Regions from separate parts of the Homo sapiens genome. Here regions 1 and 2 are each linked to region 3. Evidence: read pairs that join two places in POLR2A ChIA-PET (ENCODE). Cell type or tissue: PC-9. All regions are shown on one strand. Links, peaks and the distances in the headings refer to the core of each region. The heading gives the core; the rest is flanking DNA.

The links. ChIA-PET counts read pairs that join two places held together with the same protein. Peaks named below come from ENCODE experiments on the same cell type or tissue, not always from the same donor. Only the 100,000 strongest peaks of a DNase experiment are listed, where the experiment ranks them.
Region 1: POLR2A ChIA-PET joins it to region 3 with 15 read pairs; 4 of 35 experiments call an interaction of 5 or more read pairs at or near these places.
Region 2: POLR2A ChIA-PET joins it to region 3 with 11 read pairs; 2 of 35 experiments call an interaction of 5 or more read pairs at or near these places.

The regions. Positions count from the first base shown.
Region 1 is chr18:3,618,560-3,629,289 of GRCh38, forward strand. All of the region lies in intron 7 of DLGAP1 (DLG associated protein 1), which reads right to left. Among named protein-coding and RNA genes, the nearest start is that of DLGAP1-AS2, 20 kb to the left of the region's middle. RefSeq lists enhancers at 4,921-5,494, 5,277-6,476, 6,641-7,212 and a silencer at 5,311-5,605. In PC-9, for the core only: no CTCF peak of the experiment used is centred there; DNase peaks (open chromatin) are centred at 5,522, 6,472, 6,802, 7,332 and 2 weaker places; H3K4me3 peaks cover 3,620 bases; H3K27ac peaks cover 6,990 bases.
Region 2 is chr18:3,212,911-3,223,640 of GRCh38, forward strand. It overlaps MYOM1 (myomesin 1), which reads right to left and starts at 7,058. Exons shown (of 38, transcript NM_003803.4): 1 at 6,893-7,058; 2 at 2,024-2,341. The coding sequence starts at 2,313. RefSeq lists a silencer at 5,061-5,355. In PC-9, for the core only: no CTCF peak of the experiment used is centred there; a DNase peak (open chromatin) is centred at 5,191; H3K27ac peaks cover 410 bases.
Region 3 is chr18:3,378,417-3,389,146 of GRCh38, forward strand. No RefSeq gene overlaps it. Among named protein-coding and RNA genes, the nearest start is that of LINC01895, 33 kb to the left of the region's middle. RefSeq lists enhancers at 6,248-6,617, 6,318-7,517. In PC-9, for the core only: a CTCF peak has its summit at 2,371 (motif pointing right); DNase peaks (open chromatin) are centred at 2,285, 5,165 and 6,565; H3K4me3 peaks cover 5,224 bases; H3K27ac peaks cover 8,000 bases.

The DNA of each region.
Region 1 (10,730 bases), core at 1,307-9,306, 240 kb after region 3:
GCTTACACAGGTTAAGCCTGGGCTTTTGGAGGCTTCTTTGACCTTTTCTGCCTTTTTCCCAACCCTAACCCAACATAGCTATGACAAGGCAGTTCTGGGCCGGGCAGGGTGGCTCACGCCTGTAATCCCAGCACTTTGGGAGGCCGAGACGAGCGGATCAGGAGGTCAGGAGACCGAGACCATCCTGGCTAACACGGTGAAACCCCGTCTCTACTAAAAATACAAAAAAATTAGCCGGGTGAAGTGGCGGGTGCCTGTAGTCCCAGCTACTCGGGATGCTGAGGCAGGAGAATGGTGTGAACCTGGGAAGCGGAGCTGGCAGTGAGCCGAGATCGTGTCACTGCACTCCAGCCTGGGTGACTGAGCGAGACTCCGTCTCAAAAAAAAAAAAAAGAGATGATTAAGTTAATTGGGTCATTAGGGTCATAATCCAATATGACTGGCGTCCTTCTAAGAAGAGAGACAGCAGGACCTACGTGCATAGACCAAGTGAGGACAGAGAGAGGCCAGCCACCCGCAAGCCACAGAGAGAGGCCTCAGAAGAAACCACCTTGCTGATACCTTGATCTTGGTCTCCCAGCTTCCAGAACTGTGAGGAAATAAGCTTCTGTTGTTTAAGGCACCCCATCTATGGTACTTAGTTATGGCAGCCCTAGCAAACTAACATACCCACAAACAGAGAATTCACAGCCTTAAGGCTGGGACTTCAGAAAAATTCCAAAGGTAATAAGCAGAAATTTCAACATGCAAGAGTCTAGCCTTTTAGCGCAGTTTCTCTTTCTGCATCTTTCCCAGGTGGCCTGCAGGCAGGATGGTAAAGCAGTGCTGGGGGCTGGGCAGGGGCGCTGCTGACCTGCAAGTCTAGTGGGGTCACTAAGGTCTCTTGACTCAAAAGGGAAGGGACCAGGGTTCCAGTCCTAGAAAGTCCAGAAAGTAGCAGGGAGACTGAGTAGGTGTTTGGTGCATGGTCAAGAGGCCCATATTGATGCAAGTCACTAACCCCTTCCCTCTTCTAGCCGCCCTAGTCCTTCCTTCTCTCCTCTTCTTCCAGTCTCTTTGACTTTTCCCACCACCCCGTCCTGCGACACTGCTTTATTATCAGGTAAGTCAGAAGAAGGGGAAAATTTGGCTTTACCTTCTGACTTAGCGTCATGCAAATCCTGATGCTCTTTTAGTTTTTTCCTTTTTTTTTTTTTTTTTTGGTGGGAGATATGGGATGGAAGGATATTTGCCGGAGTTGGTTTTTTTTTGTTTTTTGTTTTTTGAGATGAGGTCTTGCTATGCTGCCGAGGCTTAAGTGCAGTGGCTACTCATAGACCCCATCATTGCGCACTACAGCCTTGACCTCCTAGGCTCAAGGGATCCTCCCACCTCAGCCTCCTAAGTAGCCGGAACTATAGGTGCATGCCACCATGCCTGGCCACCTGCTGGAGTTTAAGCAGGTGGTAGGATGGGTGGATGGTCCCTAAAGACACCCATCTTTTAATCTTTGAAATCTGTGGATATGCTACCTTCTAGGGAAAAAAAGGACTTGGCAGATGTTAGTAAGCATCTTAAAATGGAAAAGTTGTCCTAGACTACCTGAATGGGCCCAAAGTCATCGTGAGGTCCTTATAAGAGGGAGGCAGGAGGGTCAGAGACAAAGACGATGATGTGATGATGGGGGCAGAAGTGTGTGTGTGCGAGAGAGGAGCAGAGGGGTTGAAGATGCACCTCTGCTGCTGGCTTTGCAGATGGAGGAAGGGGCTTTAAGCCAAGGAACACAGGCAGCCTCTAGAAGCCCGAAAAGGACACAGATTCTCCCCTATGCCCTCCACAAGGAAAAGCAGCCCTGCCGACCCATTTCTGACTTCTGACCTCCAGAACAGTGAGATGATCTGTGTTGTGTAAAGCCACTCCGCTTGTGGGTGTAACTGGTGACAGCAGCAATAGGAAAGCATACAGGCTGCAAGGATGAAAATCCTCGAGAACAACTGCTATCACATTTTATTATTATTATTATTATTATTATTTTTGAGATGGAGTTTCACTCTTGTCGCTCAGGCTGGAGTGCAATGGCAAGATCTCAACTCACTGCAACCTCTGCCTCCTGGGTTCAAGTGATTCTTCTGCCTCAGCCTCCCGAGGAGCTGGGATTACAGGTGCCCACTACCACGCCCGGCTGATTTTTGTATTTTTAGTACAGACGGGGTTTCACCACGTTGGCCAGGCTGGTCTTGGACTCCTGACCTCAGGTGATCCGCCCACCTCGGCCTCCCAAAGTGTTGGGATTACAGGCCAGAGCCACCACGTCCGGCCTGGTATCACATTTAAACAGGCAGTGATGTGTGACCAGAAATTATACATATTTCTAGAGCTTTCACCCTTCAAACAGTGGTTCCCAGAGGTTGGTCTCCCACCAGTAGTGTCAGCACCTGGGAACACGTGGGTCAAATCCTCAGGCTCCACCCAGGACTACTGGGTCAGAAACTCTGGAGGTGGGGCCAGCACCCTGTGTTTGAACAGGTCCTTCTGGTAATTCTGAGGCATGCTAAGGTTCACCTTAAAGATAAGTGACCTGGGGCTGAGTTCAGTGGCTCACACCTGTAGTCCCAGCACTTTGGGAGGCTGCTAATAATAGCTATGATTATTATACCTGCCCTGACATTATCTTCTGTTTCCAGGCTTGACATATAAGGATCCTATACAAGATTTCACCTACACAAGAGATTCAATCCATCTTAGGTTCTGCTAATGACCTCCCCTCCTAAGGTTCATCAAAGCTGAAGCGGGAAGAAGGCTTGAGGATAGGAGTTTGAGACCAGCCTGGGCAACATAGTGAGACCTTGTCTGTTAAATCAAGTTTAGCCTAAAGTGGCCTCCTTACATATTTTAAGTTCAGCCTAAAGGTTTCTCTGTACATAGTGAACTATATACAACCTAAATGGAGGTATAAACCCACTGTAACCTACTCTTGTGCCAATCAGAGAGTTTTGGCCAAAGGGGGCCAACTGTTCAAACCGTGTTCAAATAAGGCAAACGCCAAGCTGTAGCCAATCCAACTGTTTCTGTACCTCACTTCTGTTTTCTATATGTTACTTTCCTTTTTCTGTCTATAAATCTTCCACTGCGTGGCTGCACTGGAGTCTCTCTGAGCTACCCTGGCTTGGGAGGCTGCCTGATTCGCAAAGCATTCTTTGCTTAACTAAACTTTGTTAAGCTTAATTTGGCTAAGGTTTTTCTTTCAACACGTCCCTGCAAAAACTTAAAATAAAAGAAATTAGCTGGGCATGGTGGCATGCCTGTAATCCCAGCTAGTAGGGAGGCTGAGGTGTAAGGATTGCTTGAGCTCAGGAGGTTGAGGCTGCAGTGAGCCGTGATTACACCACTGCACTCCAGTCTGGGTGACAGAGTGAGACCCTATCTCTACAAAATAAATACATAAGTTAAAAGTGACCTGGGCTGCTGCTTTGCCAACAGAGGGTACCTGTGGAGCCTCTGATGTGCGTATGGGTAGTGTATGTGTATGTTGGCTGTGTGTGTACCCACTGACTCTACAATTAAGCTGATTCTTTTTTTTTTTTGATATGGAGTCTCGCTCTGTCGCCCAGGCTAGAGTGCAGTGACGTGATCTTGGCTCACTGCCAGCTCCGCCTCCCAGGTTCATGCCATTCTCCTGCCTCAGCCTCCCAAGTAGCTGGGACTACAGGCGCCCACCAACACGCCCGGCTAATTTTTTGTATTTTTTAGTAGAGACGGGGTTTCACTGTGTTAGCCAGGATGGTCTCGATCTCCTGACCTCGTGATCTGCCTGCTTCATTCTCCCAAAGTGCTGGGATTACAGGCATGAGCCACTGCACTCGTCCTAAGCTGATTATTTCATGATTCATGCTTGGCTTGGGATCTGGGAATGATGGGGAAAGTTACTCTCTCAAAGATTGGCTCTGTCCCCTGGGGAATGTGGGAGGAGGGAGAGTCCAGAATTCGGCTTCCAAGTGGCCACAAGTCTGGCCTCCTTCACCCAGCCTGTGCCTGTGTCCACAGGACAAGATCCAGGCTGACAGCCATGCACTGCCACACCACTGTCCCAGACTGGGGCAAGCAGAAGGGGGCTGTTTCCTCTCATCTTTCCCCAATTTCTTGCTTGCCAGAGGCAATCCTAACTTGGCTAGCGGAAAGATAATCACTTTTGAAAACATGAGTGAGGTCAGCCCTTCCAGCCACAGCCTGGAGTTTGAAATTACACATTCATTGATTTCTTTTTTTTTCTTTTTCTTTTTTTTTGAGATAGAGTCTCTCTCTGTCGCCCAGGCTGGAGTGCAGTGGCACAATCTTGGCTCATTGCAACCTCCGCCTCCCAGGTTCAAGTGATTCTTGTGCCTCAGCCTCCCCAGTAGATGGGACTACAGGCATGTGCCACCATGCCCTGTTAATTTTTGTATTTTTAGTAGAGAAGGGGTTTCACCATGTTGGCCAGGCTGGTCTTGAACTCCTGACCTCAAATGATCCGCCTGCCTCTGCCTCCCAAAGTGCTGGGATTACACGCGTGAGCCACCAGCCTGGCCTGATTTCAGTACTGGAATGGCCTCATGTCAGCTGGGTGATCTTGTGTGCTGCCTCTCTGTGTCCCCATGTCCTCACTGGTGAAACAGGCATGCTAAAAGCATTGATTTAAGAGAGTTGTTGAGAGGATCACATGAGATAATCAAGGAAAAAGTCTTAGATCAGGGCCTGGAACAAAGTAAATGTTTAATCCTATTAATGCAATTAATTGTGGTTAATGACATGTCATAATTAATAGCTATGATTATTTTCACGAGCCCTGACATTATCTTCCATTTCCAGGCTTCGCATGTATAAGAGGTCCTAGACACAAATTCACCTACACAAGGGATTCAGTCCGTCTTAGGTTCTGCTAATGACAACTCTTCTTGAAGTTCTTCAAGGCCGTGTGAAAAGGAAAAGCCAGCCGGGCACAGTGGCTCACGCCTGTAATCCCAGCACTTTGGGAGGCTGAGGCGGGCGGATCACCTGAGGTCAGGAGTGCGAGACCAGCCTGGCCAATGTGTCTCTACTAAAAATACAAAAATCAGCCGGGCGTGGTGGCGCATGCCTGTAATCCCAGCTACTCAGGAGCCTGAGGCAGGAGAATCGCTTGAACCTGGGAGGCGGAGCTTGCAGTGAGCCGAGGTCACACTACTGCACCCCAGCCTGAGAGACAGAGCAAGACTCCGTCTCAAAAAAAAAAAAAAAAAAAAAGGAAAACCCCCCTAGAAAATGCTTTTCCCGTTGCTTCCCTGCTAATGGGCCTTTTTCATCAGGGCAGCCTCCAGCCTTAGGATGTGGCCGGTCCCCGTGCGGATGCCCGTTTCCCCTCCTGCCTGCATTCATCTGACCGGTTCAGTGGGATCTGGTACTTTTCCTCCCTCCTCCTCGTGCTGGGCTTCCACATCATCCAGACAGCTGCTGCCACATTCCACCGCTCCAGCAGCGGAAGTAAGGCACATTTAGGCCCTTTCTGGGTGAGTGACAGCATTTGAGATGAGATTAATCAAATGCCAGTGTTAGGGGAAAGCAGCCTTTCCCTGAGTCACCTCTGCTCCACCTTTCTCATGACACAGAGCATGAGCCTGTCCAACGGTTGGCCTGTGCGTCAACCTCTGGCCAGGAGACAACGGGCGCCTGTGACCTGGGCGTGAACCGTCTGTTTGTGCGCATAGGTCTGACACTGCTGCTGGGCGAGCCTGCGTGCCCCTGCCCCGCGGTCCATTGACTGTGCCGCTGAGCACAGGCAGGGATGTGTGCCTGTCGCCCTGGGCCGCTGTCCCCTGACGGCAGATGAGATATTCTTCCAGCTCAACACTGATGTTGCAGGGTTTTTCCTCACCTACCGCATGACGACTGAATGAAAGCATTCCAGGAAACCAAAAGGGCTGGGCAGGCCTCTGGAATTTCAAAGCCGACAGCCTGGCCCTGCTGGCAGCTCATTTCTGCCGCGTCATTTTCTCTGAACTGTAGGAGTAGTTTTGTAGCAAACTTATCACCAAAATCCCACAAATGTTAAGCATTACCCTTCTTAGAAAGGAAAAGCCTACTTACTTTTCCCCATTGGAAGACTTCAATTTTTTAAGATTCAAGAAATCCCCAAAAGTCATGATAAAGAAGAGGGAAAACAGACTGAGCATACCCATCCCCTTTTAAATTCAAATTTATTTTGTTTTTTTCTGCTTAGCTACAGGGAAGGTTTGATCATATCACATCTGAGTTAGGCCATATGCACCCAGGGGGAATCTCAAGAGCAAACTAATCTAAACTCCAAGAAATAGACCACTAAGACCCACCCAGGTAGTACTCACTGAACGCTCTTCCTGCCTCTCATAAGAACCAAAAATAGCGGTTTCCCGCAGATGCTCCCAGAAGCAAAGTCTACCTACCACACACACAATATGCAGAAGGGAAAAACCCAAGCCACAAGTCCCTAAACGCCTGAGTCGTGACTCATGGAGGCTGTCCTCCACCCCTGCCAAGTATAAGAAATGATTTCTACCCACCCACTTCTCTAAGGAGATGGTCCCTCATTCCTCTCTCCCGAGCAGGCTTCACAGCCCCCTTCATAGAGATGAAGCCCTAGTCATTAAATGCCCAGTGATGTTACGACTGCCAAATTCTATGACTATTTGGAAAGTTTTATCAGGTATGGATACACTCCACCTATTTGCTTAGGTGGCCAAGATCTCTGTGCAGTTGCACAGACAGTTTCTGTCCTCCCACCCCGTGAGAGGTTGTGTGTGTGTTTGCGGGGGCTGGGAAGCTAATGGAGGGAAGGAGAGACCTCCTCAGGTGAGTCACCTTGCAGTGGAACTGCTTCCTGTGTGTGTGAAGTTCTTCAAGGAGGCACCACTTCACGCAATGCCCCAAACAGAAAAATCGAAGCAAATTAGCAAATTATTTTCTAGGAGATTAGATGTTGGACAACTTCAAGCTTTCACAATAGAAAATGGCTTGTTTTAAGGCAGTTAAACCCAAAGCATGCCTTTTTTGGGGTTTTGTTTATGAATATGTTGTAATCTAAGAAGAGTAATGTTCTTACAGAAAAATTAGACCTTCATGATTGCAATCTAAGTGAGAGGCAATTAGGCTTATTTTTCTTAGAGATTAGTACATCATGTTAGTTCAGAAAGCATTTGTAAAACAGAAAAAAAAAGGAAATCATAAATATCAATTTCATCTTAACACAATGCAACTATCACTGTTCTCAACCTGAGTTCTTAATTTCTGGCATGTCACAAATTCCTTGAACTACCAATGTTGAACTAACCTCCCCTGACCCAGGGAGTTGAATAGTTTTTTCAAAGGATATGATCAAATCTCTGTTCATGCATGCCTACATTTATTCATTTTCCAAAAGCATAAATTAATTCTGAGGGACAGAAAGTAGACTTGTGCTTGCCTAGGTTTGTGGGAGATGAAAATGTGGCTGGGAGCCATGGCTCACACCTGTAATCCCAGCATTTTAGGAGGCTGAGGCAGGAGGATCATTTCAGCCCAGGAATTCAAGACCAGCCTGGACAACATAGGGAGACCCATCTCTACAAAATAAAAAAATTAGCCCAGCGTGGTGGCACATCCCTGTAGTGCCAGCTACTTGGGGGGCTGAGGTGGGAGGATCACTTTAGCCCGAGGTTGAGGCTACAATGAGTAGTGATCGCGCCAGTGCACTCCAGCCTGGGCTACAGAGTGAGACCCAGTCTCAAAAAAGAAAAAAAAAAAAAAGATCAGGAATGGCGGCTCACATCTGTAATCTTAGCATTTTGGGAGGCTGAGGTGGGAGGATTGCGTAAGCCCAGGAATTTAAGACAAGCCTGGGCAACATGGCAAAACTCAGTCTCTACAAAAAATACAAAAATTAGCTGGGCATGGTGGTGGGCGTCTGTAGTCCCAGCTACTCAGGAGGCTGAGGTGGGAGGATCACTTGAATGTGGGGGGTCAAGGCTTCAGTGAGCCGAGATCACACCACTGCACTCCACCCTGCTGGGTGACAGAGCAAGAACCTGTTAAAAAAAAAAAAAAAAGCAAAGAAAAGAAAGCTGGATGTGGTAGCTCATGCCTATCATCCCACTACTTTGGGAGGTGGAGGTGGGCGGATCACTTGAGGTCAGGAGTTCAAGACCAGCCTGCCCAACATGGAAAAATTTTGTCTCTACTAAAAATATAAAAATTGTGGTGGCGTGCACCTGTAATCCCAGCTACTCGGGAGGCTGAGGCAGGAGAATCATTTGAACCCGGGAGGGCGGAGGCTGCAGTGAGCTGAGATCACGCCACTGCACTCCAGCCTGGGCAACAGAGTGAGACTCTGTCTCACAAAAAAAAGAAAAGAAAATATTTGAAGCTAAGACTGTGGTGATGGTTGTACAACTCTGTGAGCACACACACAAAAAACGCTGAATTGTGCACTTTAAACGAGTGGATTTTATGACATATGAGTCATATTTCAATAAGGTCATTAACAATGTACCTGAAAGAATTACATGGTCTCATGAAAGTACTGCTAACATTTTATTAGTGCTAGTAATTTTTTTTTAATAGAGATGAGGGCTCACTATGTTGCCCAGGCTGGTCTTGAACTCCTGAGCTTAAGTGATCTTCCCGCCTTGGCCTCCCAAAGTGCTAAGATTACAGGAGTGAGCCACCACACCTGGCCTAGTGCTAGTAATTTTTTGTCAGTTGTTTCTGGTGTGTGATTACTAATACAATGCTCTTGAGAAGAACAGATTGCAGAAGTTTATAGGCTTCTGAGCTCAGGGAAGGCACTGACCGAGTCCCAGGCAGGCAAATGCAGTGAGTGAATTTGTTCAGTCCAATGTGTTGTCAGTTTCCTTCGTACAGTTCCATGAGATAGAGGAATGTTAGGCATATATGTTTGCTTTCTTATCCCCCATCTTTCCTGTCCTTCTCCCACACGCTACAGTCCTACACGCTATCCGGATGCTTCTCTAATGGGTGGGCGTATCAGAATTTTGAGGAGGAAGACAGTGAAGAGCAGGTAGTTTTTGTAATTTGAAAAAACATACAGTAGTTTGTCTTGTAATATAATATTTAGTTGTGGGGCATTCCTTCTTTCTCTGCTATATATATTTTTAGAGATGGGGTCTTCCTCTGTTGCCCAGGCTGCAGTGCAGTGATGTAATCACATCTCACTGCAACTTCAAATTCCTAAGCTCAAGTGATCCTCCTGCCTTAACCTCCCAAGTAGCTGGGACTGCCCATCTAATTAATCCCTCCGCTATTTTTTCTTTCTTTCTTCCTTCCTTCCCTCCCTTCCTCCCTCCTTCCTTCCTTTTTTTTTTTTTTTTTTTTGAGATGGAGTCTCGCTCTGTTGTCCAGGCCGGAGTGCAATGGGGCGATCTCGGCTCACTGCAACCTCCCACCTCCCCGGTTCCAGTGATTCTCCTGCCACAGCCTCCCGAGTAGCTGGGATTACAGGCGCGCACCACACCTGGCTAATTTTTGTATTTTTAGTAGAGATGGGCTTTCACTATGTTGGCCAGGCTGGTCTCGATCTCCTGACCTCAAGTGGTCCACCCGCCTTGGCCTCCCAAAGTGGTGGGATTACAGGCGTGAGCCACTGCGCCTGGCCTTGTGCTATATTCTTTTTTTTTTTTTTTTTTTGAGACGGAGTCTCGCTCTGTCACCTAGGCTGGAGTGCAGTGGTGTGATCTTGGCTCGCTGTAACCTCTGCCTCCCGGGTTCGAGCGATTCTCCTATTTCAGCCTCCCAAGTAGGTGGGATTATAGCCATGTGCCATCACACTCAGACGATTTTTGTATTTTCAGTAGAGACGAGGTTTGACCATGTCCGCCAGGGGTCTTGTACTCCTGACCTCAAGTGATCCACCCACCTCAGCCTCCCAGAGTGCTGGGATTACAGGCATGAGCCAGTGTGCCCAGCCTATTCTTAAAGAATAATTACAAAATGAAGATTCCGAAACCACCACGTAGGCCAAGCTATAGAATGCCTCCGAGCCTGCAGTTCACATTCCCCGTGCATCTTTTCCCTGTTACAAACCCCTCCTATCCCAGAAGTAACTAGTCTGCTGATATTTGTCATTATTTTCTTGCCTTTAGTATTTCTGCATGCATTCCTAAACAATATAGCTTGATTATGCCTGGTTTTGAACTTTAAATTAAAAGAAGCTTACTACATATATGTATTCTTTTGTATTTTGCTTCTTTTACTTAATGTTGTGGGTTGATTCACCTATATTGTAATTACATACAACTTGTCAATTTCCATTGCTATATGAAAATACCATTTCATTGCATGGAAATAAACAATAAAAATACATTTTACTATAGATGGATATTTAGGGTTTTTTTGGTATTTGAACAATGCCACCATGAATATTCCTGTCCTGTATTTGGCACACAAGTAAAAGACTTTTCTAGAAAATGTTCGGGTTGTTTGCTATGAGTTTCTTCATAATGTCAAATAATATTTTTAAAAATGTGGATATTGTCCCAACATACACTCCCATAACAGTGCATGAGAATTCCTATTGCTGCTGCATATCTTTGCCAACATTTGATATTGTTACACTTTATAATTTTTTGTGGCCAGGCACAGTGGCTCACACCTACAATCCCAGCACTTTGGGAGGCCAAGACAGGAGTTTGAGACTAGCCTGGGTAACACAGCAAGACGCCATCTCTAAAAAAATAAATAGCTGAGGTGGGAGGATCACTTGAACCTGG
Region 2 (10,730 bases), core at 1,885-9,884, 170 kb before region 3:
AATGTGTGATCCTTATGAATATCCCACGGCAGAATATGACCTATGAAATTGAGACTGCGAAGTGATCCTGTTCCATTTTAATGGAATTTCAGAGTGTTGCCATCATACACTCCAGGTAAACCCCAGCAGAGTCTGGCTCTGTTACTCAACCCAGCAGAAGCTCCCAGGAGGCCACCATCACTGATAAAATGATAGCTGTAGATCAGGTGCTGCTCAAACCCAACAGGGATTTCGGAATTTCTGCCTTTGGAAGCATGCCTCACTTCTAGTTAAACCGACCACTCTATTATTTTCTCAATAACTTTTTAGATTCCCAGAGAAAACAGCTTTTCTAGTTGCCCTACCAGATATTTTGTGGGCTTAAATTTTGTAAGACTGAAAAGTATGTTATGTTTATAGCAAAAAATGCAACCTATGCCAGGTACTTTGGAGAAGAGGAAAAGAGGCAGCAGGTGGTTATCGACCACATAGCCCAGAAATGTCTATGTTTTGAAGATCAGCAGTTTTTTTCTGTGGACTCTAGATAGATTTTAAATAAAAGTCACGTGTATCTTGCAAGTGTTTTTTAATCTCCATGAAATATTTCATTCTGAATATGAAGAAAATAAAACTTGCCTTGGACTGAGAAAGTAAATATCTGCCCAACATTCATCAGGCTGAAACAGCAGACACAGATAAGCCAACTGCAAAGTGAACAGGAAATGACATTTCTCCCAGGGACGTTGCTGTTGTAAAGTGTCATGGTAACGTCCTTCTTTGAGTGACTATAGATTCACTGAGAAACTTTCTTCTCTAATATCAAAGACAATCAGTGAGCTTGCTGTTTAAAATTATATCAGTAAGAATAAAACATCTCACTCTTGCCTGCAGGATCTTAGTTGCTTAATTGAAGCAGAGAAGCAACCTCAATTCCCACTTCTGGTGAGAAGTCCCAGATAAGGGGCTTGGGGATGCAACAGTCCACATTTATCTTAACTTTATTGTTTCCAAAGAAATAGCACCCTGGGTTCACTTTGCAGACCAGACCTGCGTCTAAGCTCCACTCTTCCTAGAAACCTAAAATAACCTTTTTTCCTCTAGTGTTTAGTCTCCTTCATTGCATTGGGTCAATAAACCTAATTTTGTCGGAATACAGGTTGGTTCCTATTATTCTTAGACTGACTGAGATAGGGCCATGTTTTTATCAAATGGTCGAGCTAAAGAAATTATCTGCTGCATAAATAGTAGTTCCGAATTTTAAGTATTTGCTATTAGATATTGAAAAAATATTTAATAGAATATATCTTCGCAGTAGTTCAGTCTCCTGTGCCCTGTGAATTTTAAATTGTATATATCAGCTTCTCATCTAGGCAGAAACATTCTGAGCGCAAGGAAACCCGCTGTGAATACTGAAATGATCTTTTCTCGCCCTGCTGCTGCTAAAGTAACCTGTGGCAAAATTTGCCTGCTCTTAGAAATAGCAAATTGGCAACACAAGCAAGACTCGCCCGTGAGAACACCAGGCTCTTAGTGAAGCTAAAAGAGACAATAAAGGGAAATAGGTAGGCACGGGTCCCGGGTCTCCCAAACAAGGTCTGTCTGCACACTTGGTTGAAATGCAGGGCTGCCGTATTTAAGAAGTAACTGGGAGAGGCTGGGCACGGTGGCTCACGCCTGTAATCCTAGCACTTTGAGAGGCCCAGGCGGGTGGAACACCTGAGGTCAGGGGCTCAAAACCAGCCTAGCCAACATGGTGAAACCCTGTCTCCACTAAAAACACGACATGAGCCGGGCGTGGTGGTGCACGCCTGTAATCCCAGCTACTCGGGAGGCGGAGGCAGGAGAATCGATTGAACCCAGGAGGCAGCAGAGGTTGCAGGGAGCCGAGATCACGCCATTGCACTCCAGCCTGGGCAACAAGAGCGAAACTCTGTCTCAAAAAACCAAAACCGAACCGAAACAAAGCGAGAAGTAACTGGGAGGGTTACTCAGAGCACACGCCTCTTCCTGAGGTTGGAAGGTTGGAGGAGGGCGTCCGACATACCCATGGGAGGAGCCATAATCGTAGGCTGAGGCTGCCTTCCGACTGACTTCAGAGCTCAGGGCGTGCTGCGAGGCCTGCTGCTGGGAGGAGGAGGCGGACGCCCGACGGAAGGCCTCGGACTCCCGGCGGTGCGCGGCGGAGGAGCGGCTGCTGTAGGCCGTGGAGCCCTGGGTGTAGACGGCGGAGCGTTTCTTCTCCCGCTGGTAGTGACTCACGGTGCTGCGCACGTCCTTGTTGCGGTAGCTGAGATCATAGTGCTGGTGGCACCTCTGATAAAAAGGCAAAGACATCCTGTGCCCCTTGAAGGAACCGGGCCACCTGAAGGAAAACAACACTTTTTGAGTGACTTATTAAGGAACAAATTCCATAGACCAAGTCATCTAAATCAATGTGTAAAAATCAATACTCTTGGCTGGGTGCGGTGGTTCATGCTTGAAATCCCAACGAGGATCTCTCGAGGCCGGGAGCTCAAAATCAACCTGGCCAACACAGTGAGACCCTATCTCTACAAAAAGAAAAAATTAGCCGGGTGTGGTGTGTGTGTCTGTAGTCCCAGCTACTCCGGAGGCTGAGGCAGGAGGATTGCTTGAGCCCAAGACTTCGAGGCTGCAGGGAGCTATGATTGACCATTGCACTCAGCTTGGGTGACAGAGCAAGACACTGTCTAAAAACAAAATAAAATAAAAATTAATATTCTTATCTTTTCCGAAGAGTAAACCAAAAAGGGTATGAAGTTTAACATAACTGGATATTCAAAAAACTCTCCACTTCATAGCCCAGATATGCCCCTCCTGTCATTGTACCTTTTTTTAAAAAAAATTGTATCTAGGAGGTTTTCCTAGAAAAACAAAGTTTTTCTACCCTGGCTATTGTGCTCTTTCCTCAGACTCTTCATAATACATATTTCTAATTTTCTGCCATTTCATTCTTCATTTGGGACTTCATTTGGGAGAATGTGGAAGGATAGAGAGTCATGTGGTGTTCATTCAACAAATAATTAGCAGCACCTACTGTGTGCCTGACGCCATCCAGCCCATGAAATCCAGTAGTGAGGCCGGGCACAGTGGGTCACGCCTGTAATCCCAGCACTTTGGGAGGCCGAGGCAGGCGGATCACTTGAGGTCAGGAGTTCAAGACCAGCCCGGCCAACATGGCGAAACCCCATCTCTACTAAAAATACAAAAATTAGCCTGGCATGGTGGTGGGCACCTGTAGTCCCAGCTACTCCGGTGGCTGAGGCAGGAGAATCACTTGAACTCAGAGGCGGAGTTTGCAGTGAGCCGAGGTTGCGCCACTGCACTCCATACTGGGCAACAGAGAAAGACTCTGTCTCACAATGAAACAAAACAAAAAAGAAATACAGTGGTAAACAAAACAGACAAAATGCCTGCTCTAATTACCTTGTACAGAACTGTACAGTCTACTGCAGGAGAAAGACAATAGAGAAAACAAGTAAGTCAAGTATGAGATAGGTTAATGTGCCAAGAACCAGAGAAAAACAAAGCAGGTAAGAGGGATGGATGCAATTTTCAACAGCCTCAGCAGGGATGGCTTCTCTAGACAGTAACATCTGAGCATGAGACTTTCTGGGGAAGAGTATTCCAGAAGGAAGACCAGAGCAAAGGCACTGAGGAATGAACATGACTATTGTGCTCCAGGAACCACTGATTGGCAGGGGTTCTGGGATGGGAGAGGTATAGGAGATGATGTCAAAGAGGTGAGCTATGTGCCTGGTGGAAGGGCCAGTAGTGTAGGGTCCTGTAGGTAGCAGTAAGGACTTCAGCTAATACTGTGAAAGGGCTGAGAGGCCATTGGAAGACTCTGAGCTGAGACTCATTCTCGCCGATGTCTGAAGATGGACTGTGGAGGGATGAGAGTGAAAGCCAGAAGACCTATGAAAGGGCTGAGTTGTATCCTCTCAAAATTCCTGTGTTGAAGCCCTAACCTCCAGTACCTCAACATGTGACCATATTTGGAGATAGGGTCCTTAAAGAGGAAGTTGAGTTAAAATTAGGCCATTAGGATGGGCCGTAATTCTATATGATGGTGTCTCTATAGGAAAAGAAAACCAAGATCCAAATATGTATATAACAGAGGGAAGGCCACGTGGAGACACAGGGAGAAGACAGCCATCCATGAGCCGAGAAGAGACCTGAGAAGAAACCACCCAGCTGACACCTTGATCTTGGACTTCCAGCCTCCAGAGTTGTAAGGTAATAAGTTTCTGTTGTTTAAGCCACCCAGTCCATGGCGCTTAGCTATGATAGCCCGGGCAAAAGAATACAAAGTCCACTGCAATGGTCCAGGCTAGAGGTGACAGGGGTAGCAGCGAAAGTGTGAGAGGTGGTCAAGCTCTGCACAGCTTTTGAAGTTAGAACCAATGGCATTTGCTGAAAGTTCTGAATTAGGATGTGAAAGAAAGAGATGACTCCAAGGTTTTTGCCTGAGCAATTGAAAGACAAGTTGCTATTAACTGAGATGGGGAGGAATGTGGGAAAGTATCAGTTTGGGGTGGAAGAACAGGAGATTGGTTTCAATGCTCTACATCTGAGATGCCTGTTAGACCTCCCAGAGGAGACATTTTAAGTGGGAAGCTGGATACATGACTCTGGAGTGCAGGAGAGAGGTCCAGGATGCAGATATACATTTGGGAGTCAACAGCATATAGGTGGTATCGAAAGCCAAGAAAATAGGTGAGAACCATTGTACACGGAAAAGAAAGTCCTAAAAGAAAACAGATGAGGACCATTATACACAGAAAAGGAAATTACAGGCATGGTGGCTCATGCTTGTAATTCCAGCACTTTGAGAGGCCAAGGCAGGAGGATTTCCTGAGCCCAGGAGTTTGAGACCAGCCTGGGCAACGTGGTGAGACCTTGTCTCTATTATAAAAATTTAAGATAAAATAAAATAAGTAAAATAAAGTCCTAGAACTGAACCCTGGAGTATGCTAATCTTATATATAAGCTCTCTCAAATCTCACAAACATTTCAAGCAAAGGTATAGTCTCAAACCAGAAAACAAAACAAAACAAACAAAAAAACCTGTTTGCTCTATAAGGAACATGCAGGCTTCTAGTCTCCCTACTTAAAGAGGTAAGAGAGTCGATTCCCAGGGTGACAGCTGGCATTGTGAACTTGAGCTAGCAGTTCTACTAAAAGTCAAAGGTATGTTTGTTTAGCATAGGGTGGGGAGATGTCACATGGCCTTAGCATTCTTGAATAGTTTATCCACTGAAGCAGGCCTATCAGCCACGTTGACAACCCTGGATGAAGTAATAGTTTTATAAAAGCTCCACCCCCAAGTGTTTTAATGCTGTAGAATTAGTTTTAAAGTGATCTGTTTTCTCCAAATGTCATTTTTAAAAAAATTCAAAATGAAGAATGAATCCTTCTAAACTCAGCATATTCTTTGTCAAGTTTAAAACTACTTTTTATTTAAACTATTTTAAAAGTCAGCATGTATTCCCCAGAGAAGAAAACTGAGCAAACTTCACTCCAGAAATATTTATCTTAGGGTTCATGGAAGATATCAGTCTACAGGGCATTTCCTAAGGGAAAAAAATAGCTACTAGCAAGCAACTTTGCTTCAACCCTTAAATAGATGGCTATTTTCTGTTACAAAATATGGAGGATAATTACCATGTATAATTAATAACTACTAGATGAATTTTGATAAAACAAAGGGGTTAGAAAATGTTAATACAGAATTACGTTAGGCAGTTATAAAGATATTAGAGAAGTTTCTGTTATGATACTACATTGTAACATGGCACATGTTATTTGAATGATTTTTCAAATAAATAATAAAGAAACTTGTTATGTTATAAACTAAATTCATTCCCCAGATGACTTGAAATGCTGTTATTTTCACAAAATAAAATCTTTAAATATCTTGCCCCAATACTATTTTTTACTCTCTTTATTTCTATTTCTCCCAAATACATTTATTTTTAATAATACTTACTATTCCTCTCACATAGATAGTAAGTTACAAGTAAACAGGGTTTGACTTGAAGCCCACATTGCTGATTGTCACAGCCCTGACCTCTGGAACAAAGGTACAACCACCTCCTCTTCATCAAGTAAGCCCTTGAAGTTAACTAAAGCCAGGATTAGCTCCAACACATGACGGCTGGAGTACGTTGGGAGGAAAGATGGTTTTAGTGTCTTTTGTTTCTTTAAGACCTAAATTTTCTTTCTGAAAATAATTTGAGAATTTAGGAAGAAATACAAATTCCATAGCTGTAATTTATGATACTTTTGTGCAGGCATTAGAGGGCAGAAGCTGATGAAAACGATTCCCAGAAAAATCACTATGTGGGGCTCTATGTTGCCTCTGAAATATTACTTAACCATTTGAGGCCATATCATTGTGCGCGCTCACATTTATCCACATTGCATCGTCACAGCAAGATCCCTGAATTATAAACTAGTGACTTCAGAGTTAATTTTCCTTCTTTCGGTCTAATTTGTAACCAGGGAGCATTGTATGGCACATGCAGGATTGAAAATGCAGGGCCTCCTGTCTCTCATCCATTTCAGATTTCAACCAAACCGTACTTGGAAATAGCATTAAACACACGCTTACAGTTCAATCCGAGGCAGATATGACCTCCTTACAGTTCCAGGAACAGCAGCTTAATTTCAGAAGAATACAGTGATGTGAGAGAAGAGCTGTGCCAGCCCGACTGGCACCCGGCTGTTCTGGTTTCCCTCCCTGGAGCTTCACTTTCCTATTTCTCTGTTATTCTGACATCTCTTTGAGAAAACTGCTGAGTTCAGAAGACAGAAAGAAAGCACTTACACTGCACTGCTGCTAAGCTCATAAGCTATCAAGTGCATTCTTCTGCCTCAGTGTCACACTTACCAGTTTCCAAAGGAGTAATGGTGGTGGAAATGTTCCGATGAGGCCGAGGAGCTGGATGAGAGAATGAAGACTCCACCTAGGTTGAATCCAAGACAATGTTAAGAGGCAGGGCTAAAGACAGGACCCTGGGGGCCAGTTCAAAAATAATGCATGTGGTCAGGCAGTCGAATGTCAGGCCACACAACCAGCCTTTTATGGCCAAGAAGGCAGATAAATATAGCAGCAGATGGGGAGGGTAGTTCCAAACCAGGAGGAGGAGAGGGGCATGGGCAGGTAGCAGCCTTAGTAATATAATTGCATAATGCCGGTCAATGGGTCTGGCCCGATTAAACCAAATATAGGGTTTTTATTTGGCAACAAGAGTTATTTTCAATGTCACTTTATCAGTAGATAATTTAAAAGTGTAATGGAAAGAGTGGTTTGTGTTAACAGCTAAAAATAGGTGTAGTAATATGATTCTCAAAATGGACTTCGTGGAATTTTAATGCCAAGATATGATTCTGAGTGTGCTGTTAACAACACACGTACGGTACATTTAAAAGATACAATGTGAAAAAAGAACTTGAAGCTAACTAAAGGCAAAACAAGGAAGAAATGGGTTACACGTGGTGGCGATTTTTGCCTGACATCACGGTCACTATTTCTCTCACTTCAGGAAAATTTACAAGGTTAAGTCTTAGCTTCAAGCCTGAATATGTGATTTCCTGTTCATTAACTAAAGCCTTTTGAGACGCAACTCAGTGTTTTATCTTTCCTAACTCAGAGTAGGGTCAGTCCATCTAATAAGAGATTCTCTTTCTTTGTTCTTTAAATGGTGTGACCAATTAAGAGGAGGTGTAACCCGGTTGTGAGAGCCTGTGTTGTGGATTCAGACCAGATCTAGATCCCACTATATTGATAGCACTTAGTAGCCATGTAATCTCCAGCAATTTATTTCTCCTTCCTAAGCTTCAGGTTTTTTGTCTATAAAATGGGGATAATCATATCCAAATTATAGGATTGCTGTGGTGATTAAATGTGATACTGCAGACAGAGCACTTGACCTAGTGACAGTCACATAATATAGACTCAGTAAATATCAGCTGTTATTACTGATACCAATAATATAAAAGCTCATTGTTAGATTACATGTATGCAGCAGGTTGGTATTTTGATCTACTGGCCTTATGTTCTGACAGTGATATTACATCAACTGAATAAAGGTCACCTGTGTCTATCAAAATTGTTTTTCTTTCTGAGACAGGGTCTCACTCTGTTGCCCAGGCTGGAGTGCAGTGGTGCAGTCTTGGCTCACTGCAACCTCTGCCTCCCAGGCTCAAGCAATCCTCCCACCTCAGCCTCCCGAGTAGCTACAGGCGCATGCCATCACACTCGGCTAATTTTTTTTTTTAACTCTTGGTAGAAATGGAGTTTCACCATGTTGCCCAGGCTGGTCTCAAACTCCTGGACTCGAGTAATCCACCTGCCTCAGTCTCACAAAGTGCTGGAATTACAGGCGTGAGCCACTGCACCCAGTCTCTATCAAGATATTGAACAGACTCAATATTATAGTATACTTCATCATGACTTTCTTGATGATAACTACAGTTAACACTGTTGAGGACCTATCCAGTGCCAGACACTGGGATAGGCAGTTTATATACATGATCCCACTGACTTATCATACCTTGCAAGGTACAGCTTCATTACCCCGTTGAGGAAAGCAAAGCTTCCAGAAGGGAAGGCATTTGCCAAAGATCACACAGCGGGTAGATGACAGAAACGCAACTTCATTCAGAGACATTTGATTCCAAAGCCCGTGTACTTGTAGTCATGTATTGCTGGCTCCTCCAGTGGCACTTTGATAGTAAGAAACTAGACATTTTGAAATGGCAATACGGGTCTTCACTTGTAATAGACGGTTAGCTTCTGAGCTACTCAAAGTATGTAAAAGAATCTGTTCCACCTAGTTCTGATCCAGGTACCTGTGAAATTCAACCTGGAATTTCTTCATATACATACCTCTGCTATTAGTAAGCATGTGGACATTTTAGCTATCTGGAAGCCATAGGCGAGTTTTCCAAGTGTTATGTTCCCCAAGCATCCATTTGTTCTCTAAATATCCAATACAGAATGCAGTGATTCTTCTCAAGTCTTATCCACCAGCCATTAGGATGATTCCTGGTGAGCTGTTTCTCTAGAGAACATTGGTCAATTGCCCCAAATCTTCTCAAAGCAGAAAAGAGGAAAAATAAACTTATATGCTTTTTAAAAAGTGTTTTACATTAGATGATTTTCTGGGAAATTTGAAATTAACAGCTGGCTAACCACTCCATTAAGTTTTCAGGATAATCACATATCTGTAAGGGTATCATGAGTAAGTGTAATTGACCAGAGTCCACATATATAAAGGAATCATAACTAAGTTACAATAATTGATTCATATGAGCCCAAGTTTTTCTTCTTTAGTTTTATTATCCAGTACATCACCATATGTAATTTATTATGTAGCTAGTTGTAATTCAGATAAATTTGCTGTTAGAAAAACCTGAATCTAGATGATGCCACAGCAGAAAGATCACTTAGGAGATTCTGCTGGGTCTAGCTCATGCTTCTTTTGTCTAAACTTACTGTATATTTGTTTGGAATAAACTCTTGCTTTCACAGGGATCTTGAGTATCAATGAATCAATGATAATATTTTAGTTTTTCTATAGTGTGTGTGCACTTCTCTCATTTTTGTATTTTTAACAAGGATGAAAGTTCAGTAAATATTTAAATGTATTGATACTTGTAGCCAGTACATTTTGACCTAATAAATTATTGTCTGTTAATAAGAAACATAAATGAAACTCTTCTTCTGTAACATTTCTTCCTTCTAATGGACAGTATTGGCACATGGTGCTCTCTATCAACATAAATGTGTACGTGTGCACATACACACATACACACACAAACAGGCATACACACACAGTTAAATGGTTGAGAGGCAGCATAGTATCATATATAGGAGGCTATGCTCTGTGTGGAACAGTCCTGGGTTCCATCCTCTGTCACCTTCTGGTTGTGACTTTAAGGATATTAATCTCTCTAAATCTCAATTTTTTTTTTCTTTTTGAGACAGGGTCTCTCGCTCTGTTGCTCAGGCTGGAATGCAGTGGTGCAATCTTGGCTCACTGCAACCTCGACCTCCTCAGCCTCAAGCAATTCTCCCACCTCAGCCTCCCGAGTAGGTGGGACTACAGGCACATGCCACAACACCTGGCTAATGTTTGTACTTTTGTAGAGATGGGGTTTCACCATGTTGCCAGGATGGTCTCGAACTCCTGAGTTCAAGCAATCTGCCTGCCTTGGCCTCCCAAAGTGCTGGGATTACAGGTGTGAGCCACCATGTCTGGCTGTAAATCTCAATTTCTTAATTCATAAAATGTTTTCATGATAATCATGCATAAGATAATCAAATAAGATATTGTAAAACAGTATTACTTCCTGGCATATAGCAAATAGTCATTAAATATTAGCTACCATTATGAGGACTTATATCTCCTATTTTTGTTCATTTTTTCTTCAATGCGGATGTTTTCCACGGAAGGAAAAGCTTAAATAAATTGTTCAGTGAGCTCTTTTGAAAGCCATAAATTTGCTGTATCCTTCCTACTTCAGTGTTGACTAATTTATAGGCAACACTAAAATAAGAAAGGTATCATATTTGGCATCTAGTCCTGTGGTTTACTGAGTAACTTTGAAAAATCATTTCACCTCTCTGAAGCTCCATTTTCTCATCTGTAAACTAAAGGGCTTAGAGCTAGATGATCACTAAGGTGCTTTCCAGCTCTAATAACCTGTGCTATCAATCCACA
Region 3 (10,730 bases), core at 1,697-9,696:
TTTTTTTTTTTCCCAGAGACAAGGCCTCCCTCTGCCTCTCAGGCTAGAATGCAGCAGTGTCATCATACCTCTCTGCAGACTCGAACTCCCAGGCTCAAGCCATCCTCCATCCTTGGCCTCCCAAAGTGCTGGGATTATAGGTGTGAGCCACTGAGCCTGGCCAGGAGCTTTAAAGTCAAATGTATCTGGCTCCCTGTAATCCCAGCACTTTGGGAGGCTGAGGAGGTGGGAGGATCACAAGGTCAGGAGATCGAGACCATCCTGGCTAACAAGGTGAAACCCCGTCTCTACTAAAAATACAATACAAAAAAATCAGCCGGGTGTGGTGGCGGGCGCCTGTAGTCCCAGCTACTCGGGAGGCTGAGGCAGGAGGATGGCGTGAACCGGGGAGGCAGAGCTTGCAGTGAGCCGAGATCCCGCCACTGAAACTGCAGCCTGGGCGACAGAGCGAGACTCTGATTCAAAAAAAAAAAAAAAAAAGTATCTGGCTCAAGTTTCCAAATGTTTTCCACACAGTGATTTCTTTAATCTTCACAACAATCTTATAAGGTAGGTACTATTTTTGGCATAGTCTCCATCTTTCAGATAAGAAAACTGAAGTATAGAGAAATTAAGTAACTCTCCCAAAGCCACACAGCAAGTGGAAGACCAGGACTAAAGACCAGGACTTAAGCCCAGGTGATGAACTGTGGCTGCAGTAGCTAGGTTATTTTTATTTTTATTTTTATTTTTGAGACAGAATCTAGCTCCGTCGCCCAGGCTGGAGTGCAGTGACGTGATTTCAGCTCACTGCACCTCCGCCTCCCCAGTTCAAGCTATTCTCCTGCCTCAGCCATGCGAGCAGCTGGGACTACAGGCACGGGCCACCATGCCTGGTTAATTTTTGTATTTTTAGTAGAGACAGGGTTTCCTGATGTTGGCCAGGCTGGTCTCAAACTCCTGACCTCAAGTGATCTGCCTGCCTCAGCCTCCCAAAGTGCTGGGATTACAGGCGTGCGGCCCCATGCCCGGCCAGTAACTATGTGCTTAACACTGCACAGCTTCTCCAATGTACCAGCGTCTACCTAATAGGATTGTTACCGGGATTAAGTAACAGAATAGAATCAAATGCTTCTATGCCAAAACAGCACTTGACCTATAATAAAGCATAATACATTTTTGCTCTTTTGTCATCCATAGTACTATCTTTTTATTATTGTTACATTTTGTGGCTTGTCTATAGCATTTGCCCTCTGTATATTAGTTTCAAAAGGCTTTAGTTGTCTATTTTTAAGTGGGTTTATGTAATAAAAAGTTATTTCTCCTTAAAGCATTCTTATTTTACATATGAAGTATTTGTCCTCACTAGATGAAATGTTATATACCTTGACTCCTGTTTCCATTCCATATGGACTTTAATAAAACAATATTCTGAGAGATTTCCCCTTGTGATTGACATAACTCAAAATAGACCTCCATAGGGAAATACCTGCCACTTACAACCATGCCTTTTTCCTTGCGTAACAATGTGAATGTGCTTATTGCAACTGAACTGTCACACCTAAAAATGGTTAAAATGATATTTTACCGCACTAAAGCAATAACAGCAACAAAACAAAAACACATATTTTTCAAGTTTAAGTGGGCCTTAAAAGAGCAGGACTCTAGATCTATAAACATCTCTAGCAGAGATAAATTTTCCAAAGAGCTTAAAATGTTTTCGTACTGAAAAGATGCCAATATTATGTATATCCAGCAATTGTGTCCACTGATATTCTCTTGATAATACTTTATCTTTTCCTCATTTTTTCTTGCATTAAGAAATCAATAACCCTCCCCCACCACACACACACAAAAGAAAAATGGGTAAAGGGCAAATTTCTGAAATATTATTAAATGTTTAAATATTTAGAAGTATTAAAATATGTGCAAGACTTTGCACAACTGTTCTTGTGAATTCAGCAAAGAAGAATTTCTTGGCCAGGCGCTGTGGCTCACGCCTGTAACCCCAGCACTTTGGGAGGCTGAGGTGGGCGGATCACTTGAGGTCAGTAGTTCAAGACCAGCTGGCCAAAATGGTGAAACTCCGTCTCTACAAAAATTAGCTGGGCGTGGTTGCATGTGCCTATAATCCCAGCTGCTCCGGAGGCAAGGGAAGGAGAATCTCTTGAATCTGGGAGGCAGAGATGGCAATGAGCAGAGATGGCGCCACTGCACTCCAGCCTCGGCAACAGAGAGAGAATCCGTCTCAAAAAAGGATTTCTCATCCATTGCCTATAGCTAAACATTAGACAGACAATACCACAGTGTGACAGAAACAATTCCCTCATGTGTCATAGTCAATGAATCATTCAATTAAATAAGCAATTACATGATCATTTCCTGTAGAGGCCGCTGCCATTCATTTCAAAATCATATCATATTGCTTTAGAAGAAAACTTTAAGATGATGTACTAAAATTATTCATTCAGAAACCAAAAATTGTTAAACACTTCCCCTCTATCTCATCACTTTTTTTTTTTTTTTTTTTTTTTGAGAAAGTGTCTTGCTCTGTTACTCCGGCTGGAATGCATTGGCATCATCATGTCTCACTATAAACTCAAACTCCTGGGCTCAAGCGATCCTCCCACCTCAGGTTCCTGAGTAGCTGGGACTATGGGTATGCACCACCACACCCCATTAATTTTTACATTTTTTTTTGTAGAGACGAGGTCTCACTATGTTGCACAGGCTGGTCTTGAACTCCCAACCTCAAGTGATCCTGCTTCCTCAGCCTCGCAAAGTATTGGGATTACAGGCATGAGCCATCACACCCAGCCTCATCACTTTGAATAATACATTTTAAATCTGTGAACCATTATTTTATAAAGTTATACAGACTGCTGTAGGGAAAACTAAATACTATTCCTACTTTAAGGAAAACCATTGTCTAATGATAAACATTTTTTTAAAAAATTATAATTAGCCAGGCATGATGACATAGCCCTGTAGTCCCAGCTACTCAGGAGGCTGAGGCAAGAGAATTGTTTGAACCCAGGAGGCAGAGGTTGCAGTGAGCCGGGATGGTGCTACTGTACTCCAGGCTGGGTGATGAGTGAGGCTGTCTAAAAAAAGAAAAAAGAAAGAAAATTCTCAGAAATTATTTCCATAATTAGCAAGTACATAGAATTGATGTATGATGGAAGAGATAGATTCTAAAGTAAATTATCATAATTCTGCAAACTATCCAAACATAATATTTTACAACATAAAAGTATTATATATTAAAGCTCATTAATCTAAATAGCATTCCCACTAAAAGGAACCAGGGCTGTCTGGAAAAATGGCTAATTTCAGTTTGGGGGCAGGGAAAGTACAACAAGTTAGGCCTGGATCATTTTTGTTCCAGAAGATAAGAAAGTGTTCAAAAACACACAAAGACGGTAGAAGCGGCACAGAAGCCAAGTACAGTGGCTCACGCCTGTATTCCCAACACTTTAAGTGGTCCAAGTGGGAGGATCCCTTGAGGCCAAGAGTTCAAAAGCAGCCTGGGCAACATAGTGAGACTGTATTTGTATACAATTTTTTTAGAAATTGGCTGGGCATGGTGGTCCACACCTGTTGTCCTAGCTACTTGCGAGCCTGGGATGGGAGGATCCCTTGATACCAGGAGTTGGAGGCTGCAGTGAGTGAGCCAGCGCACTCTAGCCTGGGTGACAGAGCAAGACTTTGTGTCCATTTAATTAAAAAAAAAAAAAAAGACACAGGAGTCTACTAGAAGAGGCTTCTGCTGGCCAAATTTGGAAAACTTTGAGGATCCCAAGAAAAAAAAAATAGTGTTGGCTATAGATTAAGCAAATTGAATTAAAACAGGAGTCCAGGATTCTTCAACAAAAGGTGAGGTAAGGAGAGGCTCTTATTTACAGAAGAATCTCAGCTAAGAAATATAGAAGGAATAACTGATTTCAAAATCACTATTACTTCACCAATTTGATGACTGATTCCAGCAAGTATCAACAATGGATGCTAAACCTATAGGTAAAAATTGCTGGGACCCAGTGGATATACACTAATCCAAATATCACAGGTTATTGATTAATTGCAAAGAGGAGAGGAAGATATCTGGCACATAATACCTTAACCAAATGATCAAATATGACATCCCTGATGTTAGGGCAAACTGACTTGACACACCTGCTGGTATGAGAAGAGCACACTACCACCTGGGCAGGCCAAAGTGAATAATCTGAATTTAATTCCGAGACAGTCTACAAAACAATTGGCCTGGACACTTCACAGGTTGTATCTCAAAAGAAAAAAAAAAAAAGGCAGCAGAACCGCTTGAAATTAAAGGAGATGAAAGCTATATGACGTTAAAAGCAATACTTGATCCTAGACTGAATCCCTGATTTTTTAAAAAAGAAGAGTTTATGAACAGCATTATTGGGACAACTGGTGAAACTTGATTATTGGTGGTTATTTTAAATATTTCAATAGTAAGTAAATTTTTGATAATAGTATATCAAAGTCAATTTCTTGAATATGATCAAGGTGAAGCGGTTATATAGGAAAAGATCCTTTTTCTTAGGATTTAGGAATTAAATAGGAATATAGCATAATGAGGGAAGTTCTTTGTGCAATTCTTTTTTTTTTTATACTTTAAGTTTTACGGTACATGTGCACAACGCGCATGTTTGTTACATATGTATACATGTGCCATGTTGGTATGCTGCACCCATTAACTCGTCATTTAACATTAGGTATATCTCCTAATGCTATCCCTCCCCCTTCCCCACTGTGCTATTCTTTTAACATGTCTATAGGTTCAAAATTTTTCAAAAGAAAACGGGAAAAATTACATTAAGAAAACTCTAGTAAAAGGTTATTTACTATGCATGTTTAATTTATCCATATTTTTGCTTAACATTGTCTTTGTCTTACGTTGTCGACATAAAATGAAGAGGCTGTGGCACAAAATAAGATTTAAAGAGTTTACCTGAGCCAAAGTGTAGACAGCTGCCCGGAAGATTTAGACCCAAGAAACGTTGAATGTGAGCTCCGCCCAGCCTTTGTTACAAGCAAGTTTTTAAAGGCAAAAAAGAGGGATGGGAAGTGAGCTCATACAAAGTTGTTGTAAGGAATTCTCTTTGGTTTACAGAAATAACAGGGATTAGTGACTGGCTATACACTGCTAAACTATAGGGTGTGGCTTATAGTGTCCAGGGTGGCATTATTAGGGTAATTTATAGCTACTTGTGACAACAGCAAACAGTTTCAAGAGATAAATACATAGCTTAAGGGGGACGTGATTGCTGTCTCATTTCAATGGCTCTCTGGTCCTGATAATTTAAAAGGACTCGCATTCCTTAGATAATAGATGTTTTCTAAGCCAGGCATTGTGGCTCAATCCTATAATCCCAGTGACAAGCAGGAGGCTGAGGTGGAAGGATCACTTGTGTTCAACAGCAGCCTGGGCAATATAGGGAGGGCTTGTTCCCCATAACCCCAAAATGTAAAGAATTAGCCAGGCATGGTGGTTCACACCTGTAGTCCCAAGCTACTCAGGAAGCTGAGGCAGGAGGACCCCTTGAATCCAGGAGTTTGAGGCTGCAGTGAGCCGTGATCGAACCACTGCACTTCAGCCTGAGTGGCAGAGTGAGACCTCGACTCTTGAAAAAAGAGGAAAGAAAGAAGGTTGTTTTGTTTTGTTTTGAGACAGAGTCTTGCTCTGTCGCCATGCTGGAGTGCAGTGGCAGGATCTCCGCTCACTGCAACCTTCGCCTCCCGTGTTCAAGCGATTCTCGTGCCTCAGTCTCCGGAGTAGCGGGGATTACAGGCACGTACCACCACACCCAGCTAATTTTTGTATTTTTAGTACAGAAGGGGTTTCACCATGTTGGCCAGGGTGGTCTCAATCTCCTAACCTCATGATCCACTCGCCTAAGCCTCCCAAAGTGCTGAGATTACAGGCGTGAGCCACCGAGCCCAGCTTTTCTTTTCTCAACCTTGTCTTGTGAAATTTTATGTTGAGGCTTGTAAGTTATTTTCTAGTACTTTAAACACAGTAATTATTTTGGACCACATGTAATAGACAATTAATGCAGTTAAATTCCCCTGGCCTGAAGTTTATGCTTTTGGTAAATTAAGGAAATTGTAAAGAGCAAACATTCTACCTTGTTGGAATTTGGCTATAATGGGCCATCATGTTGCATGGCTGGATGGTGAATGAGAAGATGAAATTGGGGTCAGGAAATTTTAAAGCTGGAAGAGATCTTAAATCTTGGCCAAATTAAATTTACCAGACTTTAATTGAGAAAAGAACAATTCGTGAACTGGACAGCCTTCCGGGCCAGAGGAGGCTCAGAGACTCCAGCTCAGCCACGTGTTGGAAAGACGTAAATAGAGAAAGGAAAGTGACGAACAGAAAATGGAAGTGAGGTACAGAAACAGTCAGATTGGTTACAGCTCCGTGTTTGCCTTATCTGAACACGGTTTGAACAGTTGGCCCCCTTTAAGTTGCCAAAACTTGGTGATTGGCACAAGAGTAGGTTACAGTCTGTTTACTCTTCCATTTAGGTTATGGTTCACTAGGTACAAAGAAACCTTTAGGCCAAAGTTAAAATATGTAAGCAAGCTGCTTTGGGCTAAACCCGATTTAATACTTATGAATGCAGCATGGTTTTGCTCTTACGTGGCTCAGTTTCTGCTGGGTCATTCTGACACATGTGCCACCTGGTAATGACCTTTGATCTGAGGGGATTGGGAGATACTTGATAAATAGTATCCTCTTCTGTCCTGCCAGGGGACAATTCTAGGGTGAATTATACATGGCTTCTCAGAGACTTTCCAGCAGGATTATACTCCAGTTACCTAAAGCAATGAACAGTTTGAAAATGCACCCTTCCCCTATTTCATCCTGTCCAGTCCTTCCCACCATTAGAACCACTTCCCAACATCAACGATCTGCATGGGAGCACATTTCTCAGGCTCTGTTTGAAGACACCCACATTCCATACAGCCTTTCCTGGTGCCTCTGAGTCCTGGGCTTCTCAGTTTCTCTAGATAATTGTCTTACTTCTCATGGTGCCCTGCTCTGCCAGGGTTAGGAGCGCATCCAAATTCCCTGCCAAGGTAGTGGAAATTCCATCATAAGTTTACCACCTTGCAAATATCTGTGGATATTTGCTGTCTCCTTTTCCCATTCTCTTTGCTCTTGTAAGTTTCAATATTTTAATTTTGTATTGTTATTTTAGCTGGGGAGCACTGCAATATACAATAATCAAACTTTTTTTAAAACTCACAGATGGACTCAATAGCAGAATGGAAGTGACAAAGTGAAGATTTAGTGAACTTGAAGACAGAACAAAAGAAATGACTAACCTAATGACAGAGAAAGAAAAAAAAAGCAGAGCTTCAGATTTCAGGTATTATTGGGACTATAACAAACGATCAATCATTCATATCATTTGCCATTTTTTGGCACCTTTTGAAATATCCTTATGGTATTTCTCCTTTTTGTGTTGTTACGTTGTTGCTAATACGGTGAATTGCATTGATTGATTTTTTAAAAAACAGTAGGCCAAGCTTGCATTATCTTAGTGAGGATATATTACCCTTTTTGTTTATTAGTTGGATTTTATTTGTTAATATTTTGTTAATATTTACAGCTGTATTCATGGAGATATTGAAGGAAATGACATATAATAGAAAAATATGAAAGTAACAATGATCTGGATTTAAACGCATGTGTTATAGTAACAAAGACCAAGGAACACTTGGCTGTTAAGAAATGCAGACATGTATTATGTTTCTTATCTTAAATGGGGGTAGAGAGTTGGGCATAGCACCATGTCACTTTTGGTTTTGTCGTTTAGAGAAATGCTGATTTATTTGAAAAACTTAAAGGTGCTCACTGGCAGAATTTAAAAATCAGTTATGAGACAAAATAACACAAGAAAGATCAGCTATCAGTTATAACAATGAGTATAAATAAATTAAATTCCTTATGAAAAGACAAAAATTCTCAGACTGACTTGAAAAAAACAGCGTCCAACTCCAAATGTATGGTATTTTATAGGGTTACCATTAAAAACAAGTATCAGAGGCCAGATGCGGTGGTCCAAGCCTGTAATCTCAGCACTTTGGGAGGCCAAGGCAGACAAGGCATTTTTGTACAAAAAATACAAAAACTAGCTAGTTAATGTCTGTAATCCCAGCTACTCAGGAGACTGAGGCAGGAGGATGACTTGAGCCCGGGAGGCGGAGGTTGCAGTGAGCAGTGACTGCGCCACTGTACTCCAGCCTGGGCAACAGAGCAAGACTGTCTCAAAAAAAAAAAAAATCAGAAAACATTAAAAGTGCTTTCTTTCCTAGTTTTCTAACAACTTAAAAGTGCAGATGCTGAATTTTTTTATGCTTTCTTAAATATGCTGCTTTAAAAAAAACTGTATTGGACTATTAATATAACACATTATAGTAACGCATTTTCTTTCTTTCTTTTCTATTTTTGAGACAGAGTCCTGCTCTGTCACCCAGGCTGGAGTGCAGTGGTGCAATCTCAGCTCACCGCAACCTCCCCCTCCCAGATTCAAGTGATTCTTGTGCCTCAGCCTCCCAAGTAGCTGGGATCACGGGCACTACAGCTGGCTAATTTTTGTATTTTTAGTAGAGATGGGGTTTTGCCATATTGCCCAGGCTGGTCTCAAACTCCTGATCTCAAGTGATCCTCCCACCTCGGCCTCCCAACGTGCTAGGATTACAGGCGTGAGTACCACACCATGCCAGTAATACATTTTTTACTATTGAATTATCCTGTAGTTTCTGATATAAATAAGAAAAGAAAAGATGGCCAAAGGTTTATCAAACATGCCTAAACAAAAAGCAAATACATAAAGCAATGATAACAATACTAATATACAGAGAAGAAATCAAGGCAAAAGCCTCAAATGAGATACAAATGGCTATTTTATTTCACTGTATTTTTTGCTTATTTATCTTTGAGAGAGAGAAACCATACTCTAGGAAGCAGAGATAATACAGAACCTTATAAAATTTAAAGTTTAATTTTACTTTTGTCACACCCATGAACCCAGCTGTTCCTGAAAGGAAACCACTGTCCCATATGTTAATAAAGGTTACACTTCATGTACTTGGAAACTGTGAATACTATTGTGTCCAAATATAAATGCAGAAGAAGAAATGAATAGCATGCTACAGGATTTATTTATTTTTAGAGTGGGGGGGTCTCACTATGTTGCCCAGAGTGAAGTCCAGTGGCTATTCACAGGCCCAATCTCCTGGGTTCAAGCAATCCTCCCACCTCAGCCTCCCAAGTAGCTGGGACTATAGTATGGGATATTTTAATATATCATTCTCAGTCTCTGACAAACTTCACAAGCAACAGATAAACTAGACTATGGATGTTATAGTAAAATCAACAAGCTTACTTTAATAGCTGCATGTTATGTTGTACAATGGAGAATATACTTTTTTCCCGATGTAAATGAAATGTATTAGTCAACAAAGAAAATACTGATAAAATTTAAAAGCAGAAAACATATAGCACACATTATCTGACCACAATGTGCTAAAACAAAAAACTAGTAATGAAATTTTAAATTCTAAAGAATCAAGATACTTGGAATTTTAACTATAAATGTATTTAAACATTAATATGCATTACATAGAGGAAGAACTTCTAGATTCTAGAATCAATTTCCTTCAAATATTTTTTTCTCGTAGACTTATGTACATAAAAAATTATGAATTGAGCTTCAGTTTTACAATGATACAAGAAAAACATTGATTTTTATCCCGTGAAAAAAGGCATATAGATTTTGTTTGTTAACCTTATGAAGTTATAGACCACATGAAGTTGTGTATAAAAGTACAGTGGGCATGCTACTCATGGAAGAAAGTGGCATTTTCCTTGAATGGATTTGTTTTTTGCTGATCTTTGTCATCATGGCCATTGAAATCAGTAAGAGAAAAAAGAAAAAAATGAAATAGCAAACACTTCAACAATTATCTGGCATATATACCAGATAATTTATTAGCTATAAAGAAAGAGAAGTAAGGCCGGGCATGGTGGCTTACACTTATAATCCCAGCACTTTGGGAGGCCAAGGCAAGAGGATCACTGGAGGCCAGGAGTTTGAAGCCAGTCTGGGCCAACATAGCAAGACCCCATCTTTAAAAAAACAAAAAAAAACAAATTAACCTTTAAAACAGAAAAAAAAAAAGAAGAAGAAGAAATAGAAGAGATGAGAGACTCAATAAAAGAAAAACTTGTCAAGATGTGGCTAAATTAAATAATATTTTCCCAACATGATAATATTATTTTGACATCATATTCTACAGTAAGAAGTGGCAGGGTTTTTGGTTTTGAGTCAACACCTCTTGTTACCATGAGATCACATCAACTGTGGCTTCCACATCCATTTTCAATGGTGCCTGCAAGGGTGTTTGATCAGTGGCAAATCAAATGAGGATTTGCTCTTTCCCCATGACAAAGCCTGTTGCTCTAAGTGAACTTTCATTAGTTTACAGCTGTGTGAATTTCAATCTTTTTCTTTATTTTAATTAATTTATTTTTTATTTTTGTAAAGATGGGGTCTTGCTATGTTACCCAGGCTGGTCTGGAATTCGTGGACTCAAGCAATCCTCCCACCTTGACCTCCCAAAGTGCTGAGATTACAGAAGCGAGCCACCATGCCCGGCTGTGTCTCTCAATCTTAAACTGCACCAGAGAAACACTCTGCCCTGAGGACTTC